2 separate regions of the Homo sapiens genome follow, and region 1 is linked to region 2. Evidence: read pairs that join two places in POLR2A ChIA-PET (ENCODE). Cell type or tissue: GM12878. All regions are shown on one strand. Each heading gives the region's core, and the rest is flanking DNA. Links, peaks and the distances in the headings are about the cores only. Region 1 has its middle 36 kb from the start of MRPS24. Region 2 overlaps STK17A (serine/threonine kinase 17a).

Evidence for each region. Peaks named below come from ENCODE experiments on the same cell type or tissue, not always from the same donor. Only the 100,000 strongest peaks of a DNase experiment are listed, where the experiment ranks them.
Region 1: POLR2A ChIA-PET joins it to region 2 with 12 read pairs; 3 of 35 experiments call an interaction of 5 or more read pairs at or near these places.

What each region holds. Positions count from the first base shown.
Region 1 is chr7:43,828,165-43,839,590 of GRCh38, forward strand. No RefSeq gene overlaps it. Among named protein-coding and RNA genes, the nearest start is that of MRPS24, 36 kb to the right of the region's middle. RefSeq lists enhancers at 6,402-6,521, 6,446-6,740, 6,652-7,021 and a silencer at 10,928-11,007. In GM12878, for the core only: no CTCF peak of the experiment used is centred there; a DNase peak (open chromatin) is centred at 6,677; H3K4me3 peaks cover 944 bases; H3K27ac peaks cover 1,239 bases.
Region 2 is chr7:43,602,515-43,614,318 of GRCh38, forward strand. STK17A (serine/threonine kinase 17a) reads left to right here. Exons shown (of 7, transcript NM_004760.3): 3 at 5,742-5,886. It also overlaps a transcript of COA1 not described here. Among named protein-coding and RNA genes, the nearest start is that of STK17A, 25 kb to the left of the region's middle. RefSeq lists an enhancer at 6,282-6,451. In GM12878, for the core only: no CTCF peak of the experiment used is centred there; no DNase peak of the experiment used is centred there.

The DNA of each region.
Region 1 (11,426 bases), core at 5,385-7,884, 230 kb after region 2:
AAGACAGGAATTTTGGGGTTCATATCATAGTCCTAAAAATTTTTCTTGAACAGTTAAAAGTCTTGCAAATTTGAAATTGGCTTCTTTAGGCTCCTTCTGGGGAAAGCTAGAAACTGCTCAATGCTGGATAGCTCAGTAGCTAAGGCATTATCTTTTGACAGTGGTGGCCTGGGTTCAATTGTTGGCGTCTGGAATGATTCCTTTCTGGTTTGTTATTTCTGTAACTTTGCCATTTATTGAGGTTCTCCCCCCCTCCCCCCCCCCGATTGATAGCTTCTAATTTCCTCTCTTGAATTTTCCTTTCTCTGAGCTACTTTGTGGAGATTCTAAATCTTGTAAAAAAGAAACTGCCTACCATGTCTTTGAAGCACCTAGGAGTTTACCTCTGGTAAAGCTCAGAAACTAGAAATATTGGCTGCTTGGCATGGCTAAAGTTGGGTAATAAGAGATCTGAACGGATTTCTTTTTTAAAGAGCACTATGGTTAAAATTCAGCTTAATTAAAAGTGGATAAACAAGCTATAGATATATTTTAAAGTCCTTTAACTTTTTCTCTTCTCGGACCTTGTTTTTCTGGAAAAAGGTTTTTTTCTTCTCAGTCAACTGAATTATTTTCCTCCGATTTTTTTTTTTTTTTTGTCTTGCCACTCTTCATGCACACATGAGAGGCTCTGAGATAACTTCTGGTAGCCTGGGACTCATTGGGAAAAACAGAGGAAGTACCACAGACCCCGTTTTGGGGAAAAACCTCTGTTTTCCTTATAAAACTCCAGGAATTAAAAGTGGATAGCTCCCTCTCAAAATCAAAGGCTCTGTTCTGTTTTACATTGTGTTATCTGACGGTTTTGAGTTTTGGGGGTATCAGAAATTACTTTGCATTATGAGAGAGCTTTGGTGTGTAACCACTAGGTAGGAAATACACTTTAAGGGATGGCTAATAGTACTTATGGAGGGATACTTGACTCTTTGCACACTTGGATCAGGGAAGCATGCTCTTGGCCACCTGGAAGATAAGGGAATATCCTCACCCCACACTGGGAGATGAAACTCCCATGAAGGATGGGCTAATTACAAAATGGGCTGATTAGCTTTGGGTTACCTGCAGCGAAATGCAGAGCAGAAGCACTGCACTGTCTTCTCCTTTTGGGGATCCAGTATAAAATGGCACCCTTAATTTTGGGGCTCTGTCTTTGCCTTCAGCTGCTTATTTGCTGCTTATTTGGCCCTAGAAATGGATGCTTTCCTGGTCCTGTTCCTCCAAGGGCTCCAGCCTGAAGCCAGTAATCCAATTAAGAAACTGGCAAATGAAAAATCTTACAAGTGCTGAATCTTCTGTCTGTCTGTATTTATATGTGTTGCATGTGTGTGTGTGTTTACATATAAAAGAGCTCTGATTACTTGGCTTAGAAAAATAAGTGCCCGGCCGAGCGCAGTGGCTCACATCTGTAATCTCAGCACTTTCGGAGCCTGAGGTGGGCAGATCACGAGGTCAGGAGTTCAAGAATCTATTTTGTGACATCCAGTGTTTTAAACCTTTGATATTTGACAAATTTTCCAAAATCAAATTATAAATTATGTCTCTTCCTAACCTAATATTTTAGATATTAGGTCCTCTAAAACCCAAAAATGACTGTGTGCCACAGAGGTAAATTTCCTTGTCAATTGTGCCTTTAACTGTGGCTGCCCTAAAATGTTTTTGTCATCTGCCGATAATTGTTGTCTCACTTTGCTCCTCTTTAAAAGGTAATTTTATAATCAGCTACAAAATTTAACAGGTCCTCTTTTTTTTTTTTTTTTTTTTGGAGACAACATCTCACTCGCTCTTGTCCCCCAGGCTGGAGTGCGATGGCACAATCTTGGCTCACTGCAACCTCCGCCTTCTGGGTTCAAGCAATTCTCTTGCCTCAGCCTCCCAAGTAGCTGGGATTACAGACAACTGCCACCACACCTGGCTAATTTTTGTATTTTTAGGAGAGACGGGGTTTTGCCATGTTGGCCAGCCTGGTCTCGAACTCCTGACCTCAGGTGATCCACCTACCTTGGCCTCCCAAAGTGCTGGGATAACAGGCGTGAGCCATAGCGCCCAGCCTAACAGGTGCTCTTAAATCCAGTTTTCTGATTAATAACTAGGAGATTGTGACATTAGAATAGAAAAAAAAACTTTCAAATAGAAGAGTGAATAGTGTTTGGTTTTCTTTGGACTGTATTTGTATAAATATGTTATTGGTATGTGTTCCAAAATTATGAGAAACTTCTATAATGTTGATATAATTTAGTGTACTTTATCAATAATTATAATTGTTATGTAAAATTGTTGTATGCCACAGAAGTAACCAAAATTCCTAGTCAATTGTAGCTATAGACTTTTGTCATCCACAGACATTTTGTCTTGCTTTAGTCCTTTTCAAAAGGTAGTTTATAATCAGATACAGGACTCTGAGTTCAGGTCTCAGATAACTTTAAAAACTGTGCTATTGGTCAGGTGTGGTGGCTTATGCCTGTAATCCCAACACTTTGGAAGGCCAAGACAGGCAGATCACTTGAGGTCAGGAGTTCAAGACCAGCCTGGCCAACATGGTGAAACCCCATCTCTACTAAAAATATGAAAATTAGTTGGGCGTGGTGGCACACACCTGTAATCCCAGCTACTCAGGAGGCTGAAGGAGGGGAATTGCTTGAACCTGGGAGGTGGAGGTTGCAGTGAGCCAAGATCATGCCACTGCACTTCCAGCCTGGGTGACAGAGCAAGACTCTGTCTCAGAAAAAAAAAAAAAAATGTGCTATTGGAATAGAGGAAAAAAACCAAACTTCTAGGACTCTCATGGAGAGCTAATGTGTTAAACATTGCTAAACCTTTTGTGTTCAGTCAAGATAACTTATTTCTTTAGAGCTATTTGCAACTTTTAACAAATGAGTAAAATATACTCCTGTGAACAAAACTTGGAGCATATTTGTTCCTCTCTGCCTGATTTCTCCAGAATTTGGAAACTATTTGTGAGTATTCTCAACTTACAGAGGTATAGTTAATTGCATAAGTGCAATAAGAATCTGTTTTCTTTTGTAACAGGACACAACTGGAGAAATTGGTTATTTTACCAAGGCTTTGACTTGAATGGCATGCTTCCTTTAAAGAATCAAAGTGGACTTTTAGAGCCAATTAAAGCCCATTGGGGCATCTGGCCTTATACCTTGTCCACACAGGGTGCCTGTACAAGGTTTCTGATCTGTGGTAAGTAAAGAATGTCATTTTCTAACAGGCCCAGGAACACCAAGTTATCTTGGGACCTCAAGAGGAGAGGAATTCACCCAACTCATAGGTATTTGAGGGTACAAATCCATGGCTGGGGTTGGCCTTTAAAAAGTCTTATCTGAGATTCTTCATGGAAGAGAGTTCTATCAAAGCCAATTTTAAAAGCCTAATTGAAAAATAATTATTCTTGCTGCACCTTATGCAAATAATCAGGCCAAGTACAGTTAAGACTGAAGTTTATTTTGTAAGCAAATCAGTTCTATCATGATTGTTTTTAATAAAAATGGGCACTGGAGAGAGAAAAATTGTGCTTCAAAAGAAAAACTATAGTACACTGTTGTTAGCTGTTCTTGAGGTTTTTTCTGCAGTTTAGACTAAATTCTAAATTCTTTATGGGTTAGAAGTCTCCAAACTAATGCTTTCAAATCTTTGCTTTTAAACTTGGGAATTGTACTCCTCATCCTAGGACTCATTATTTACCTTATAGTATGCTGTTCACATAAATACTGTACTAAAACTATAGATGAGAATACTAATGTTTTTACCTTGCAAGCCTTGGAAGCTCAACCATGCCTGCATGAGTATGCTCAGACAATTGCAAAGCAGTTCCACTCTTCCCACCTTGGGGTTCACTCTCATTCCCACTATGTCCCCTTTCAGCAGGAAGAAGCCAAAGTGATCAACAGCCTTTTCCCATCTTCATAGCCTACACCTTAAGATTGAGGTATTATAAAACCCAAAGGGAGGGATTGAAACTACCTTTGCAAAAGTATGGCTGAGACAGTGAAAGGGATCTAACTTAACTGACTCCATCTTGCTTCTAACCTCCAAGTTGTCCTTGTTCATTCCTGGGCATAGGCTGAACTAACTTTGGGAGAAACTTAGTTTATAGTTTAAACAAAGATGGTAACAGCCCTTTCCCAAAGCAGACCTCCTTCTTCCCTGGGGACTAGATTGCCTTCGTAGGACTAACATTAGCCACAAGATTAGAAATTATGGTTTAGGAGTCATGAAGCTGGAGGCTACAAAATTCTGACCCTCCCTAAACTGCTCCTAAGATCAGGGCTTGAGATATTTTGCAGACCCTGTACTTGATGGATCAGCTGGCATCACTCAGATCAATAAACTGGCTCACCTGATCTTGTGGCCCCCGACCCAGGAACTGACTCATCACAAGCAGACAGCTTTGACTCCCTATGATTTCATCCCTGACCAATCAGCACTCCTGGCTCACTGGCTTCCCCCCACCCACCAAGTTATCCTTAAAAACTCTGCTCCCCAGGCCAGGTGCAGTGGCTCATGCCTGTAATCCTAGCACTTTGGGAGGCCAAGGTGGGCGAATGCTGGGGGAGACTGATTTGAGTAATAATAAAACTCCAGTCTCCCCCATGGCCGGGCCTGTGTGAATTACTCTTTCTCTATTATAATTCCCTGTCTTGATGAATTGGCTCTTGTCTAGGCAGTGGGTAAGGTGAACCCCTTGGGCAGTTACAGTCTCTTTTGCTGACTTCTAGAAATTATATTAACTACCATTTATTAAGCAAGCTTTATGTTCCAGGCAAGGTGCTAAGAGTTTTACAGACCATATTTCTTTTTTTTCTTTTTTTTTTCTGAGACAGTTGAGACAGTCTCACTTCTTTTGCCCAGGCTGGAGGGTAGTGGCGTGTGGCTCACTGCGGCCTCAACCATCCAGGCACGAGCAGTCCTCCCATCTCAGCCTCCTGAGTAGCTGAGACTACAGGCATATGCCACCACACCATTTTTTTTTTTTTTGGTAGAGACAGGGTCTCATTATGTTGCCCAGGCTGGTCTTTAACTCCTGGGTTCAAGTGATCCTCCTGTCTTGGTTTACCAAAGTGCTGGGATCACAGGTGTGAGGCATTGTGCCCAGCCTACCTTCTCATTTTGAAAGCAATACAATACCAACTTTAATGGTAATACACTCTTATGTAATAAACAAAGACATTTACAAATATCAGAAACCCAGTTTTGAAACATTTGCATTAACTGTGACCTGAATCAACTTTTTTTTTTTTTCAGACAGAGTCTCACTCTATCGCCCAGGCTGGAGTGCAATGGCACGATCTTGGCTCACTGCAACCTCCATCTCCTGGGTTCAAGCAATTCTCCTGCCTCAGCCTCCCGTGTAGCTGGGATTACAGGTGCATGCCACTATGCTAATTTTTGTTCCAGACCAGCCTGGACAACATAATGAGACTCTACAAAATTAATTAATTAACTAATTAATTAAAAATGATGTTTCTAAAGAATGTAACTTACACACTATGTTGTTAACAGTGTTAACTCAGTGGATGAAAGTGGTTTGCCACACTCATGCATATAATAAATGACAAACATACTTGTTTGAAAGATGCTTCTTTGAAAGCTACTTAGTGGTCAAGCATGGTGGCTCATGCCTGTAATCCCAGCACTTTGGGAGGCCGAGGCAGGAGAATTGCTTGAGTCCAGGAGTTCAAGACCAGCCTAGGCAACATAACGATACTCTCTACAAAAAATTTAAAATTAGCAGAGTGTGGTGGCATAGTTCCAGAACTCTGGGAGGCTGAAGTGGAAGGATCACTTGAGTCCAGCAGTTCTAGGCTGCAGTGAGCTGTGATCATACCACTACACTCCGGCCTGGGTGACAGAGCTACAATATGTTATGAACAGTGTTATTTTAGTGAATGGAAGTAATGTATGTAGTGAAGCGTCTGAAGACACATGTTTAAATAATGTTTCAGATCTTATGGACAGCTGCAAACCATGTCATTCAGAATACACAATCTTCTCAAGTGCACATGGAACATTCTCCAAGATAGAGTATATATCAGGTCACAAAATAAGTCATAACAAATTAAGAAAACTGAAATCATAACAAGTATCTTTTCTGATCACAATGGTATAAAACTAGAAATCAATAATAGGAGTAATTTCAGAAAATTCACAAATATGTAGAATTTAAACAACATGCTCCTATACAACCAATGGGTCAAAGAATTATTTTTTTTTTTGAGATGGGGTCTCACTCCGTCACTCATACTGGAGTGCAGTGACATGATAGTGAGATGAGAAGTCTTCTTCCGATCAAAGGTTTTTCTTGATCGAAGAGTTTGTGGTCTCATGGGCTTCAAGGAATGAAGCTGTGGACCACAGTGGCAAGTGTTACAGCTCAATTAGAGAAACGTGTGGACCCAAAGAGTGTGTGGCAGCAAGATTTATTAAAGCGAAAGTGAATGTAAAGCAAAAGTGAAAGTAAAGCTTCCACGTGGTGGAAGGGGACCTGGAAGGGTTGCCCTGGCTTGAGTGTCTTATGCTTATATGCCCTTATGACTCCTTCCCTTTTCCTTTTCCTTTTCCTGTCCTATAGGATTAGCTTATTTTCTATCCGCTTGTGGGTTGGTGGGCCTGATTGGTTAAAAACATCACGCTGCAGCTAGAGCTTAAACTCCCTATATGATTGGTTGAAGTTTCAATCCCTTAGCTTGCAGCTATGACTCATTTTGGCTTAGGAGAAAGTCCCCTTTGATTGGTTGAAGTTTCAATCCCTTAGCTTGCAGCTATGACTCATTTTGGCTTAGGGAAAAGTCCCCTTAGGGAAGTCCCTATTGACCCAGGAAGTCCAGCCAACTTAGCCACTTAGTCGCTCAATAGCTCACCACAACCTCAACCTCCTGGGTCCAAGTGATCCCCCCACCTCAGCCTCCCCAGTAGCTTGGGACTACAGGCTCATACCACCACATCTGGCTTTTTGTATTTTTTGTAGAGAAGGGGTTTCACCATGTTGCCCAGGCTGGTCTCAAACTTCTGGGCTTAAGCAATCTGCCTGCCTTGGCCTCCCAAAGTGCTGGGATTACCGGTGTGTGCCACTGTGCCCAGCCTCAAAGAAGAAATTTAAAAATCTTTTGAGGCCGGGCACAGTGGCTCATGCCTGTAATCCCAGCAGTTTGGGAGGCCCAGGTGGGCGGGTCACCTGAGGTCAGGAGTTCAAGATGGCCAACATGGTAAAACACGGCCAACATGGTGAAACCCCATTTCTACTAAAAATACAAAAATTAGCCGGGTGCAGTGGCACACACTTGTAATCCCAGCTACTTGGGAGGCTGAGGCAGGAGAATCACTTGAACTGAGGAGGCAGAAGTTGCAGTGAGCCAAGATCGCACCACTGCACTCCAGCCTGGGTGACAGAGCAAGACCCTGTCTCCAAAACAAAAGAGGAATGTTGAAAAAAGAGTAATGTTTCTCAGCACGACAAAGACTATCTCTGACAAGCCCACAGCTAACATATTTAACTGTGAAAATATTTTTTCCTCTAAGATCAGGAACAAGACAAAGATGCCAACTCTCACCATGTCTATTCAATATAGTACTGGAAGTCCTAGCCACAACAATCAAGCAAGAAAAAGCATGACAGACATCCAGATAGGAAAGAAGTAGAAGAAAATTTTTAAATGCTACTTACAAAGTTTGTTGTGAACCGTGTAACTTCCATGTAAGGAAGTAATGAATGTAGTGAAGTGTTTGTAGTCATGTTAAACAGGCTTCTGAAATGTTATTTATATACTATTTTAAAAAGACGTTTCCACAAATGTTACTTATGCAGTGTGTTGTGAAAAGTATTACTTTGGTGAAGGAACGTGGTTACCATACTGAAATTGATGTAAAATATTGGTCCAAACTCCTGACATTCCCTGAAAAGATTTATGGGAATTTCTTTGCTCTCAAGAGATTAATAAGAAATGGAATGAAGCCGGGCACAGTGGCTCATGCCTGCAATCCCAGCACTTTGGGAGGCTGAGGTAGGCAGATCATTTGAGGTCAGGAGTTCAAGACCAGCCTGGCCAACATGGTGAAATCCCATCTCTGCTAAAGATACAAAAATTAGCCAGGCGTGGTGGCAGGCGCCTGTACTCCCAGCTACTCAGGAGGCTGAGAAAGGAGAATAGCCTGAATCCAGCCAGAAGATGTTGCAGTGAGCCAAGGTCAAACCACTGCACTCCAGCCTGGGCAACAGAGTGAGACTGTGTCTCAAAAAAACAAAAACAAAAAAATAAAAATAAAGAAAAAGAAATGGAATGAGATCCTAAACTCTAAAGCCATGCCAAAACAACCTTCCTTTGAGGATTCCAGCTGACTATATTATGGCTCATTCTCATGCACATTTTGAAACAGATGGGCAAATTCTATCAAGGAAAGTTCAGAGCTCAGATGGTCACTAAGAAAACTACAACCAACTATGCGGTTAACAAGCAAAATCTTCGAAGTTCTCTATCTCTCTATTTTATTTTTTTCCTGCCTACTTTCAATCTGCTGACTTTTCTGCTGGTGTTGAGATAAAAATCACTGCTTATGACATTTGAGCCAAGATTTTTTAAAAAAAGACTTAAAGCCATTTCAAATTAATGACTTTACAAATAACAGCTCCATGATAAACAACCTAGACACCTGAACTGTCCCTTTCGGAAATGTAAATTTAGGTTTGCCTGCCTAACAACTGTGTATGGTGACAAAACAGGTAATTGAAAGACTAATAGTCTAGAAGAATTACATAAATGTTTAGAAAAGTTAGGCTCTCAGATCAGACAGGTTAAAATCTTGAGCTCAGAGCCATAATGTAAGTATCAGTGTCTGGCATAAAAATTGCTTTATCTGCCACTCAAGGAGTTAGAAAAAAATTTTTAAATGCAGATAATCTTTTTCCCACCCACACTGGAGCAGGTGGTGAAGCAAAGTAGGTCTGAGGACTGGATTGCCATGTGGACACTGTGTTAATTTCTTTTTCTTTTCTTTTTCTTTCTTTCTTTTTTTTTTTTTCTGAGACTGAGTCTCACTCTGTCCCCCAGGCTAAAGTGCACTGGGTCCATCTCTGCTCACTGCAACCTCCACCTCCCAGGTTCCAGTGATTCTCCTGCCTCAGCCTCCTGAGTAGCTGGGATCACAGGCGTGTGCCACCACGCCCAGGTCATTTTTGTAATTCTTGTCGATTTCCTGATAAAGGGGAGAGTGATTGTTACCTGGGAGAGTGTCCCTGCTTTGGGTAAAAAAACAAGTATTTTGTGTGAAATTACAAATCTGGTACAGCAATAACCACTGGAGACTTTGATAGAAAGGACAGGGATTTGTATTGCTATTGCAAGTTTTCCATAAGAATGAAATTATCAAAAAGTAATTACTTTTATTTATTTATTTATTTAAGACAGTCTCCCTCTGTCGCCCAGGCTGCAATGCAAAGGTGCAATTTCACTGCAACCTCCACCTCTCAAGTTCATGAGATTCTCTTGCCTCCGCCTCCCGAGTAGCTGGGATTATAGGTACACATCACCATGCCCTGCTATTTTTGTATTTTTTGGTAGAGACGGGGTTTCACCATGTTGGCTAGGCTGATCTCGAACTCCTGGGTTCAAGTGATCCTCCTGCCTGGGCCTCTCAAAGTGCTGGGATTACAGGCGTGAGCCACCACGCCCAGCCTCAAAAAGTAATTACTTTTTTTTTTTTTGAGACGGAGTCTTGTTCTGTCGCCCAGGCTGGAGTGCAGTGGCTCAATCTCAGCTCACTGCAACTTCCGCCTCCTGGGTTTAAGCGATTCTCCTGCCTCAGCCTCCGGAGTAGCTGGGATTACAGGCACCTGCCCCTACACTCGGCTAATTTTTGTATTTTTAGTAGAGACGGGGTTTTACCATGTTGGCCAGGCTGGTCTTGAACTCCTGACCTCAGTAATTACTTTTTTAAACAACCATGTGGGCTGGGTTCGCTTGCGTGAGGAACGCTTGCATCCAGGAGCTGAAGACCAGCCTGGGCAACATAGACATCTTCTCTACAATAAAATTAAAAATTAGCCAGGCTTGGTGGTGCATGCCTGTAGTCCCAGCTACTCAGGAAGATGAAACGGGAGGATCCTTCAGCCCAGACGTTAAAGGCTGCAGTGAGCTATGATCGTGCCACTGCACTCCAGCCTGACAGATTGAGACTGTCTAAAAAATGAAAAATAAGGCTAAGGCATGGTGGTTCAGGCCTGTAATCCCAGCACTTTGGAAGGCTGAGGCGGGCGGATCACTTGAGGTCACGATTTGGAGCCTGGGCAACATAGGGAGCTCTGTCTCTAGAAAAAAAAAATCAATCAATCAATCAATCAACCACGTCAATACCGCGTCAGTAAAGCAGAGGTGACACCAAACTTCATTCCAGAGGCTAAGCCTGACCCAAATCCAGTTCAGCCAAAGCTAGGAAACCAGTCTCCCTGGTAAGCCTCTGAATGTGATGTTAGTATTAAAAGGCTGCTGCGTGGTATTATACTAGCAGCCACTGTGTCTTAGCTGTTGAGAAGGACCTCCTGTGTGGTGGAAACCGGGGTTTTTTATTTCCAAAATTCCACATGAAGCCCTTCCTCTACTGGGGGTTCTGAAGACCAACTGCTCCTCAGTAGTCAGGACTGTGACAGGAAGGATTTTACTCACCACTGACGCAGCCTCAAGTTGTCTCAAAGTGAGGCGGTGTCCCCTTAGATCTGTGTTGAGGAAAATGAGGTTCTCCTCCTCACTGCGGGCCCGGCGCTGGCGGCCGCAGTAGGAGCACGGAGGCGGTGGGGGCTTCTCAGGGGTCCGACAAGGCGGCTCGCACGCCCCCTGCTGGTCATCTGGGGCAGCGCGGGGCCCTCGGCGCTCGCTCACTGTTTAGCGGTGGCCGCGTGCCCCCTCCTGGCTGTCTGGTTGAATTAATTAAATTCAGATCGTTCAATGCCATGATTACGGACGTTCAAAATAAAATGGGGCCCACTATCCTGTGTCTTTCTCAAAAATGTTAAAGAAATTATTAATCGGAACGAAATAAATGTAGATCCAAACTTTACAAGTTTCACAAAAATTCATTCAAAATAGTCCATTGACTTAAATTTAAAATACAAAGCTGGCCGGGCGCGGTGGCTCACGCCTGTAATCCCAGCACTTTGGGAGGCTGAGGCGAGCGGATCACCTGAGGTCGGGAGTTCGAGACCAGCCTGACCAACATGGAGAAACCCCCGTCTCTACTAAAAATACAAAATTAGCCGGGCGTGGTGACGCATGCCTGTAATCCCAGCTACTCGGGAGGCTGAGGCAGGAGAATCGCTTGAACCTGGGAGGTGGAGGTTGCTGTGAGCCGAGATCGCGCCATTGCACTCCAGCCTGAGCAACAAGAGCGAAATT
Region 2 (11,804 bases), core at 3,479-5,978:
TCATTTTAGTATTCATGCCAGTTCTTGCTCTCTTTGAACACTTGATATTATCCCTTCTTTCTTGAAATCATGTTCTTCCTTGGCTTTCACAGCCCTATTTTTTTAAAATCTCCTCCTCCTCTCAGAGCCGTTTATCCTTTTCTACTATATAAATGTAAGTGTTCCCCCCAGTTCCATCAGCGTTACTTATGTCATACATTTATGTTTTATACATTTACCCTGGATAACAATCTATTTTTGTGGCTTCAGCTATCATTTACATGCAGATTATTTCCAAATTTTTGTTTCCAACCTCTGCCCCTTTCTTAAGCTCCAGCTGCCTGTTGCGTATTCCTGTGTCCAACTGCAGATCATTATTGGTCAATATATCAGTATCAGTGCAGTCAATAGCAGTCAATATCAGTACTCCTGCATTGCCCTATTAAGGCCTGTTTTTCTTTTGTTTAGTATCCCCATCTGTTTCATTGCTCAAGCTAGAAACCTCGAAGTTATCCTTAATTCCTTTTTCCTCTTTAACACTCCTATACAGTATAATGAATTACCAAGTCTTCCGCTTAAACCTCTCCAGTAGCTTCTCAGCTGGTCACCCTGGTTTCAATCCTGGGAAATCCCTCCTGCTACTGTTAGATAAATAATAAAAATACAGATTTGGTGATATTATTCTCTTGCTTAGAAACGTTTGGTGGCTTCTGTTTCTTTGATGATCAGGTTTTTTTTAGACCAAAATCAGTATGAATTGGCCAAAAATTTTTATGTTCTACTTTTAGTTTGAAGAGGAAGTCTTAGAGATATACTCTGGATACTGAGATACCAAAATTCTCAGCCGCATCAATAGATTGTTGTTATGGAAACAGGCAAGTTATGATCACTGCATCAATTAATCATTCCTGAAGCACCTGCTATGTGCACTAGATACTAATAGGTACTGATCATATAAAAAGTGAAAAAACATAGCCCCTTATCTCCAGGTGCTAAAAGTCTAGCAAAGGAAATAGATATGGAGGTTGAACATTCTTAACCTGGAAATGAAATGTCCCAAAGTTTGAAACTTTGAGCGCTAACCTGATGCCACAGTAGAAAATTCCACATCTGACCTTATATATTATCCCAGAAAGATGCTGACCACAGCTGATAAGATCACCTTTATAGGAATTAAGGATGCTAAGGATAGAATAACTATGCTGGGGGCTGTGCTAATGCAGCAGGTATGTGTAAGTGTAAACTTGCTGTGATTCCACGTGGTGGCGGAGAGTGACACCTTCACTTTCTGATGGTTCAGTGTACACAAACTTTGTTTCATGCACAAAATTATTTAAAACATTGTATAAAATTATCTTCAGGCTATGTATGTAAGTTGCATATGAAATATAAATGTATTTTGTGTTTAGATTTGGGTCCCCTCCCCCAATATAGCTCATTATGTATATGCTAATATTTCAAAATATGAAATCCCAAATGCTTCTGGTCCCAAACATTTAAGAGAAGGGATATTTGGCCTATAAATGATTGCAGCAATGTTGATGATTTACTAGGAGTTCTTACTAGTTGTTGTGTGAACTAGAGTATAATAGTCAAAATGTATTAAGCATTCACTATGTGCCAGGCACTATGCTAAGTCTTCCAGCTTTATATATATTACTTATATGCTTTATTTACACTGTTTATAAATTTTAGAACACAATTTTATATATAAGAAAAAAAAATCAACCTTAGGTTGTGCTGTATTACAAATAGCAGAGCCAGAATTTAGTCCAGGAGTGTGAGATTCCAAAGCTTCTGCTTTTATCCATATACTGTGCTCCTTTACTCTGCCTGGGAGGTTAGGGAGTGCTTCCTGGAGGAGGAGGCATTTCACAGTATATATTAGCCCATCATTGCCTTACTCTGAATTTTTTGAGTTGTTTTCCCCTCATCCTGTGCTCTTCTCCCTGACTTCTATTCTACCTCATCTCCTTCTAGTCCTTTTCTACCTCACCCTACATTCTTGGCACACTGCTTTTTTTGTCATTCCATTGTCATCTTCCCTGCATTATTTACGACAAGAAGTCTGTGATCATTCTTACCTTGGTTCACCTATAAATGTGCCTTTTTAAAGATTTTCCTCTTTCTCACTGGTTTTTAGCAATTTGAGTATAGTGCCTTGGTTTTATTTGTATTTATCTGGCTTGGAGTTCATTGAGCTACTTAAATTTTTTTGTTTATAGTTTTTATCAGATTTGGAAATTTTTCAGCCATGGGTATGTTTTCTAATATTTTCCTACCCCTACCTCTCTTCTCTTATTCCTTGAATTACAGTGTATTAAATGGCTTGATGCTGTCCCATAGATCCCTGGGGTCCTGTTTGTTTTGTTCAGTCTTTTTTCCCTCCCTCTCTCTCTCTGTGCTTCCATTGACAGCTTATTTTGCTGCATCTTAAAATTCACTGATTCTTCTGCAGTGTCTGATCTGCTATAAAGACTATCCAATGGGTTTTTCATTTGAGATACTGTATTTTTCACCTATGAAAGTTCCTTTTGGTTCTTTTTGTAACCTCCATCTCTTACATGATTATGTTCATATTTTACTTTAAATCTTTGAGCATCTTTATAATGCCTGTTTTAAGGTCCTTATCTGCCAATTCCATCATCTCTGTCATTTCTGGGTCTGCTTTTATTATTTTTCCTATTGGTTGTGAATTGTAATTTGTGGCATTTTCAGATATCTAGAAATTTTTGGTAAAATGACATACATTTGGAATGTTGCAGGGTTGAGTAGATTTTATCCCATTAAAGAATGGTGAAGTATGTTTTGGCAGTCATTTAAATTACTTGTAGATCAGTTTGGTTAGGACAGACCTAGAACTAGGTTAGCCTTGATATAAAGGATGGCCCTCCCAAAGAAGTCTGTTCGTTGCCCCAGTGTTTAGAGTGGCTTTTCTACTCTAGCTTGACAAAATTTAAATGTCTTACCCTTGTTCTTTGTGAACACTGGGAATTTCTCAGCCTTATAATTTTCCAGAGTTATTTTGTCTAAGACTTCAAAGTACTATTGAGCAGATCTCTTTGTGCAGCTCCCTCCTCTCTGGTACTCACCTGCCAATTCCAGCTGTCTTAGCCTTGCCAAACTCCCAGTCTGTCTTCTCAGCTTAGCATGGCTGCTGCATTCCACTTCTGCTTGGGTTCCTCCCCTACCCTATACCCCTGTCCATAAATTGTTACCAAGTAGGAAGATTGGAGAGCTTACCTTTTCTCACAGCTCATGGTCCTATACCTGTTGTTCTAATGCCTGAAATAGTTGGTTCATATGCTTTAATTTTCTAGTTGTTTATAGCCAGAGGGCAAGTGCCATACCATTTGGTTGGATGGGGAAGTAGAAACTTGCCCTTTAATGAGTGTACCATGTATTTTTTACACAATGTGCCCTCACACATGTGCTCCCTCTATCTAGGATGTGCTGTTACCATTTCATCTAGTGGACTTCTAAGTAATCCTTCAAGGCTCAGAATAAATGTCATCTTTCCAAGATTTTTTTTTTCTACTTCCTTTCCAATTAATTGCTCAATTGCTAAGTTATCAAGTCATTTAATATATAATTTCACATATATATTAATGCATATGTATTTGTTATTTAAATATCTTTCATTTTTCTCTTCCCCACTAGAGCTTGAAGGACCAGACATACTTATTTGTAATTATCTTTCTATCTCTAGGATGGAGCATAGGGCCTAACATATTTGATGGTTTGTTGAATTTGAATAATGAGAAAGTAAAGATCCAAACTGGGCCTCAGAGCAGGACAGAAATGGAAATGCTACTTTAGATAGAAAAAACAGTGTTTGGTTTGAGGCGGGAAGCTATGATACAGCCAAGGTGCAGGCAGCTAGGGAAACTCAGTTACTCTTAGCTTCTAAACATCAGTTATATGGCTCTGAATAATGTTGGTCAAAAGATAATCATCTCACAACTTTCCAATGACCACTAGAAAGTTGAAATTTTAAAGTTCTAAATGTTTTCTGTAAAAGTAGTTTTTGTACAAAACTTTTTTTGTTAACAGTTTTTTAATTAATTTCCCAGTAAAATTTTTTGGTTAAAAAGTAGTGTTGCTGTAGTTAAAGATAGAAAAAGCAAAGCTATTATAGGGCTTCTCTAGCTTCCATGTGAAGGAAAGTACTTTGTGTAAATTAGTTAATATTATATTTTCTGTTACTATACTTGAGAGATGCTTTTAACATCTCAGATTGTTCTTTAGTGAGATCACATTTAGTGATATTAGTTAATATGGCATTTAGTTTAGTTAATGAGTAAAATCCACAGTTAAACAGGGTTATATGATTATATGTTGTACCGAGAGAAATATAGTCTCTTTTTTTTTGAGAGGAATGAATGTCATCTTAATGGTCACTCAATCTAGCTTTTCGATTTTCTTTTTTTTTTTTTTTTTTTTTTTTGAGATGGAGTTTTGTTCTTGTTGCCCAGGCTGGAGTGCAATGGTGTGATCTCGGTTCATCCCAACTTCTGCCTCCCAGGTTCAAGTGATTCTCCTGCCTCAGCCTCCTGAGTAGCTGGGATTACAGGCATGCGCTACCATGCCTGGCTAATTTTGTATTTTTAGTAGAGACAGGGCTTCTCCATGTTGGTCACGCTGGTCTGGAATTCCTGATCTCAGGTGATCTGCCTGCCTCAGCCTCCCAAGGTGCTGGGATTACAGGTGTGAGCCACTGTGCCCAGCCTCAATTTTATTATAATAGTCTATATTTGAAATACATACTTGAAAATTTTCACAAAACTGTAGTTAGCAGTATATTTTGTGCTTATGTAAACTACTTAAATTGTTGAAAACACCAAGAAGAAACCATTTGTTAAAGCAAGAATGGGGCCGGGCATGGTGGCTCACGCCTGTAATCCCAGCACTTTGAGAGCCCAGGGTGGGTGGCTCACGAGGTCAAGGAGATCGAGATCATCCTGGCCAACCTGGTGAAACCCCGTCTCTACTAAAATACAAAAAAATTAGCCGGGCGTGGTGGCCCACGCCTGTAGTCCCAGCTACTCGGGAGGCTGAGGCAGGAGAATCGATTGAACCCAGGAGGCGGAGGTTGCAGTGAGCTGAGATCACGCCACTGCACTCCGGCCTGGTGACAGAGCAAGACTCCGTCTCAAAAAAAAAAAAAAAAAAAAAAGCAAGAATGGGTAACTTTATAGTGTAAAGAGACTAATTGCTCTTAAAATTTAGGTAAAGAAATCCTTGTGTTTATGTAAATTGATAGTAATGGGCTGAGGAACTCAGATGACAATAAACTGTGATTAAGAAACTGTTTCAGCCAAAATGCAGTTCTTTATTTCAATTGAGGAACACAGTTCTGTTACCAGCAAATTGTGGCCTGTATGTGCAGAGGGCTTAGTAAACTGTACATTACATCGTGGTGCATCTTGAGCTACTTGGAACTGAGTTGGCTCAGCCTATACCGTGTTTTGATTCAGGTTGTTAAATCCATACTAACAGTTATACAGGCTGGGTACAAAGGCTTATACGTGTAATCCCAACACCTTTGGAGGCCAAGGTGGGAGGATCACTTGAGCACAGGAGTTTGAGACCAGCCTGGGCAACATAGTGAGGTCCCATCTCTATTTTTCAAAATAAAAATACATTTTTTAAAAAAGGTATACAGTTACTGCCAGACTGTAATTAATTTACTCTGTAGTTTTGGTGTAAGTGTTCGCCATTTCTTATGAGTTATATATTACTTTAATTTTGCCCTTCTCTAGTGCTGCTGGGGGTGAAATCTTTGACCAGTGTGTTGCAGACAGAGAAGAAGCCTTTAAAGAAAAAGATGTTCAAAGACTTATGCGACAGATTTTAGAAGGTGTTCACTTTTTACACACTCGTGATGTAGTTCATCTTGATTTGAAGGTAAGATTCAAATTACAATTTTGAGATTGCTAAAGAATGACATTCAAGACATAAAATATTTAACAGTGATTTATTCAAACATGTTTCACGTTTGTGTATTATTAGGTAACAAGGATATTAGAATTGAGTCTTTACTCCTATCCTCTAGCCAGTTAGTTTTATCAGGGAGATAATGCACACATGTGTACATGGAAAGATACAAAATAATACAATGCCAAAGAAAGGAACTCAAAATATGATAAGACAGAACTTGAGCTAGATCTTTTGAAAAGTTAGGATTTAGATAAGTTGAGAAGAATGAGAGAAAATTGCTCACAAGAGTTAGGAATATTTGTGATGTGTTTGGGAAAAAAATAAATGGAATCATTTCACTGGAATTGAGAAATCAATTAGGAGATATTAAAAGCTGGGGAAAGGCTGGATTCTAGGGGTTTCATATGTCATGAAGACATAGATGATTTTTGAGCCAGGAATATTCGAGAAGCAGTGTTTTGGAAAATAGGCAGCAGTAAATAAATGAGAAAATTAAAGAGATTAGAGGCAGGTAGATTTCTAATTTAAAATCATCAAAGGCGGAGAAGAGGAAGGAAAGAAAAACAAAGGACAGTATATCAGTTATGTTCCTTTCAAGTGATCAGGGTGCCAGCTGAAACCAGGGTAAGCAAAACAAGGAAATTTTAGTGGCAAACAAGTCCAGGGATAATTCTAGCTTCAGTTATGACAGTATTCAGGGTTCAAAAACTGTTGCTAGTACTCAGTTTTTCTCCAGCATTCAGCTCTGCCTTCTTTGAATGACAGTAAGATGGTAATAAAGTAGGTGCTGCTGTTCAGCCTTGCAGCTACCTGGAGACAGCAGGAAAGTCAGTCTCTGCTCACAGCTCTGTCCAAAGTTCTGAGATTCACTCTGATTACACCAGCGTAGATCAATTTGGAACCAGTAAGTGTGCTGGTTGGTGTAGGGCTTTGGCTTTCCATGCCAGTGTCATCAGTGTCATAGGCTCCAACTCTGGAGGAAGAGGTATAACACTTTCTACCATCCTAACCTTTACGTGGACTGAGTGAAGAAGGGATGGATTCTCAAAACCAGTTGTGTTTCTGAAAGAACAAAGAATGGGTGCTCAGGAGACAATAAAGGTCCACTATGATGATTCTTAGTATATTCCTGCAGGTGTCTGTGGTAGGCAAGTTTAAGATCTCTGTTGATTTTCTGATGGTTACTTTCATATCAAGTCCAGGTGCAACTGTGGGGAAATGAAACATTCCTCAAACACAGAACATGCCACAGCAACCCTAGTTCCTAGTGTTTATTTCATTTACAAAGATGGCCTTACTGGCCAGAGGAAATAGGGTTAGGAAGGATGGTAACCTGAGAAGGCCGAAGCCTCTGGACCACCCCCAAAAAACTTTCCCATCCTGAATTGCAGCATCATCTCACACCACGATCATCTACTGATCTACCTTGACCTCTGCTGTAGTATCCCCTCTAGCAGAAAGTAGATGCTTAATGGCAGTGTTCTCTGACCCAGACATGAATCAGAATCACCTGGAAGGGCTTGTTAATACAAATTGCTAGGCCACAACCCTAAAGTTTCTGATTCAGGGTAGGGCAAGGCGAGGCTTAAACTTCAGGCCAGGGGCCACTTTAAGAATTGCTATATGGCCAGGGCCGGGCGCGGTGGCTCACGCCTGTAATCCCAGCACTTTGGGAGGCCGAGGTGGGCGGATCACAAGGTCAGGAGATCGAGACCATCCTGGCTAACACGGTGAAACCCTGTCTGTAGTAAAAATACAAAAAAATTAGCCAGGCATGGTGGTGGGTGCCTGTAGTCCCAGCTACTTGGGAGGCTGAGGCAGGAGAATGGTGTGAACCCAGGAGGTGGAGCTTGCAGTGAGCCGAGATCGTGCCACTGCACTCCAGCCTGGGCAACAGAGCGAGACTCCGTCTCAAAAAAAAAAAAAAAAAAAAAAAAAGACTTGCTATATGGCCAGGTGTGGTGGCTCATGCCTGTAATCCCAGCACTTTGGGAGGCCGAGCCAGGCAGATCACTTGAGGTCAGGAGTTCAAGACCAGCCTGGCCAACATGGTGAAATCCCATGTCTACTAAAAATACAAAAAATTAGCCAAGTGTGGTGGCGCACGCCTATAGTCCCAGCTACTCCAGAGGCTGAGGGGGGAGAATCGCTTGAATCCGGGAGGTGGAGGTTGCAGTGAGCTGAGATCACGCCATTGCACTCTAGCCTAGGCAACAGAGCGAGACTTCGTCTCAAAAAAAGAACTGCTATATGGCACATTCCGTAATACCTTTGTTTATTTATATAGATAGATAGAGTCATACTATATAAATATAAATTCATATATGTATATATTTAATACTATATAAATAACTGCTTAATTTTTATTGCATGAAGGCGCACTCTCAAGAAGGAGTGTACAGGCTGGGCGCAGTGGCTCATGCCTGTAATCCCAGCACTTTGGGAGGTCAAGGAGGGCAGATCGCTTGAGGTCAGGAGTTTGAGACCAGCCTAGCCAACATGGTGAAACCCTATCTCTACGAAAAATACAAAAATTAGCTGGGTGTGGTGGCAGGCACCTGTAATCCCAGCTACTTGGGAGGCTGAGGCAGGAGAATCGCTTGAACCTGGGAGGTGACGGTTGCAGTGAGCCGAGATTGCGCCACTGCACTCCAGCCTGGCTGACAGAATGAGACTCCGTCTCAAAACAAAAAAAAGAGGATACAGTGTGTATAATCTGGAGGTTGACTTCTACAGCAAACTTGATAATGTCCCATTTGAATTTAGGTGGAAAGGTAGTTTCTTTTTAAATACTAGTTTCCTACAGAAAAATTTACTCGTTTCCTACAGAAAAATACAGGGAAAAGAAAACAATGTGGAAGTTTTCTTGTTCTCTTTTGAAAGATGCCAATGTAAATTCATTTTATACACATTTATCTTTTCTCAAAGATATTAATTTTTTAATACCATGGCTAAAATGGACACTCAGGACCCAGTAGCCACATGGTACACAGTGGCGTTTTTTGAAAGCAAGTATGGACATGTGCACACCCACACGCTGAGGTGGCCTGATGTTAATGCTGAAGGTTACCTAGTTAAAACCTTTCATAGCTTGGGTGGGGGCATTGCTTTTCCCCTTCAGTGTGTCATATGCATAAGAAGTTCAAAGATCCTTGCTGCAAGAAATTTCCACCTTGCTTCCCTCGGGAACATTTACAAGGAAGATATGGCCTCCGCAGTACGGACTTTCACTGGGCTAATACTTTAAGTATTAGCCATGCAGAGGAATTCCCAAAATAAATGTTTATGCTGTAGCTTCTTTCATGTTTGGTTTTACACTCTTAACTTTGCAAAATCGTGTATCTGTTTTATTTTTTAATGATGTTTTACTAGTCTTATGATGGACTTCCAGGAAGAGAACCCCAATTTAAATAGCATTGCACCTATAGGAAATGAGCTTTCAGCTTATGACAGTTGAACCTGTGACTATTCAAGAACTAATTAAGTAGCAAGTCAAACAGGTTGTCAGCACCATGTGTCATGGATCTTTGATGTTACTTGAGAGCATCAAAGGTGAATATTAAGTTCTTGAATACCAACTTTAAGTGTGTATTTACACAAGGAAATTATATCCCTTTCTCCTCAGTATATTCAGTATCAATCATATTCCTTTCTCTCTAATACACTTGGTTTAGAATTCTTTCCAGATTCAGTAGAGGCCTTGATGACGATGACAGGCCTTTGATGTTGGAAACTGGACTCTCCATGTTTCCTCGACCCAGAGGAACTAGAAGACAAAGTGGTCCAAAGGGTTCTCAGCCTTCCTTCTGCCTTCATGCCCCTCCATGTGCAGTCAGACATGTCTCTGAGTCAACTACTGGAGGGAGAGGATAGAGATGGGGTTGGTATGGCAACCATGCATGCGGGAGTGATTTCTACTAAAAGGTCATTTCCAATTGGCCTCTGTGAGTCTGGATGAAGTGAGTCTGCTGTCCTCTGTCTTCGACAGTGTGTGCTCATAATGTTGACTCTTGGTCTCTAGAAGCGTTTGAAAGACTAGGCTATTTTTTAAGAAATTATTTTCCCACATTGCCTCAAAGCTAAATATATTATGTTTTCATTCTCTAAAAACTGATAATCCCAATATGTATGGTAATTTTGAATTATTAGGCTATTTAGTCTCCATGCTGGTTAAAATGGGAAACTCCTGTCCCTGTGACAGAAGTTAGTTGGAAGTTAAAACAACTGTTATAGTTGCTTCTATTAAGGATATAATTGACGCTATGGGAAATACACTGCTTAGCTTTGGTGCAGAGCCTGAATGATCAATTTGCCAAAAGACTGATTCACTGAAGACTGTCAGCCAAATATCTTAAATAGAGCTGGGAAAGTTCTTGGGGTGGGGGAGGGAGTAGCAGATGCAGATTTAGGAGTCTGTAAAAGTATGAGTCCATACAGCCACAAAAATAGAAAAGACAAGCCATGATTAAGAGAAAACCCATTCGTTTAATATATAAAATGTTGCAGAAATTGCAAATCTGAGAAACAACAACCCTGGCAAAGTCAGAACAAAACCAACTAAAAGTACCCAAACAGTCTCAATAATTTGGTGAATTAGTCATTCAGTACAGCGGCCTGGTTTTAGTCCTGTCAGAGGGAGGGAGGACTGACTAAAAATAGCACAAAGAAATCTGGTCTTAAAATCTATTGCTCTTTTTTCTTCAAATGGTGTTGTACTGGTTCAGTCTTTCAGCAGTGTTAGTACAGTCAGCCCTCTGCATCCATGGATTCAACCAACCACAGGTTGAAAATATTCAGGGTGCAAAAATTCCACAAAGTTCCAAAAAGCTAAACTTGAATTGGCCCCCCACCAAGTATTTCATTGAATCCACACAAATGAGGTGATGTGTGGTATTATAATAGCTATTCTGAGTAACCTAGAGATGATTTAAAGTTTACAGGAGGATGTGCTTAGGTTATATGCAAATACTGTACCATTTCCTATCAGGAACTTGAGCATCACAGATTTTGGTATCTGCAAGGAGTCCCTGAACCAATCCCCACTGATACCATGGGACAACTATACTAGGATTCTATCACTAACTTTTCCACCCAGTTATGCTCATGGTTAAAAGTAGACTAGAAGAAGGCCAGGTGTGGTGGCTCACACCTGTAATCCCAGCACTTTGGGAGGCTGAGGTAGAAGGACCACATGAGCCCAGGAGTTTGAGACCAGCCCAGGCAACATAGTGAGACCTCATCTCCACAAAAAATTAAAAAAATCAGCCAGCCATGGTGGCACGCGCCTTTAGTCCCAGCTACAGAGGAAGCTGAGGTGGGAGGATTGCCTGAGCTCAGGAGTTCGAGGCTGCAGTGGGCTATGATTGCACCCTGCATTCCAGCCTGGGGAACAGAGTGAGATCCTGTCTCAAAAACTTTTTTATTAAAACATTAATTTCTAAAAATTAATTTCAAAAAAAGTAGCCAGAAGCTGGGACTTTCCATATGAGATTTAAATTTGAGCATCAGTATATTACTTGAAAGCAGGGGTAATAAAAACATTCCTAAACAGTCCCCCAAATTAATTTAGATGGGATTATTAACCTATTTCTCTACTCTAACCTGGGTTTTAATAGTTAATATACTAGAACTTTAATTGTCTGATAAAATGTTCCTTAAAACCCTGCCCATGACACCCTAAGCCTTATTGAGCAGGTTAACCTCAACTTTACAATGATCTTAGCCGCCAAATCTTCTCCAGTGGTGATTGTTCAGTAAACGTTAAATGGATTATGTACAAAGATGAAGATACCGAGATAAATAAAAGACTTCCCTACAGCCACCATCTATTTACGGACCGTCTGCAGGTTTTCTGCCTATTCCACTGTTATCACCTCTCTATTGAT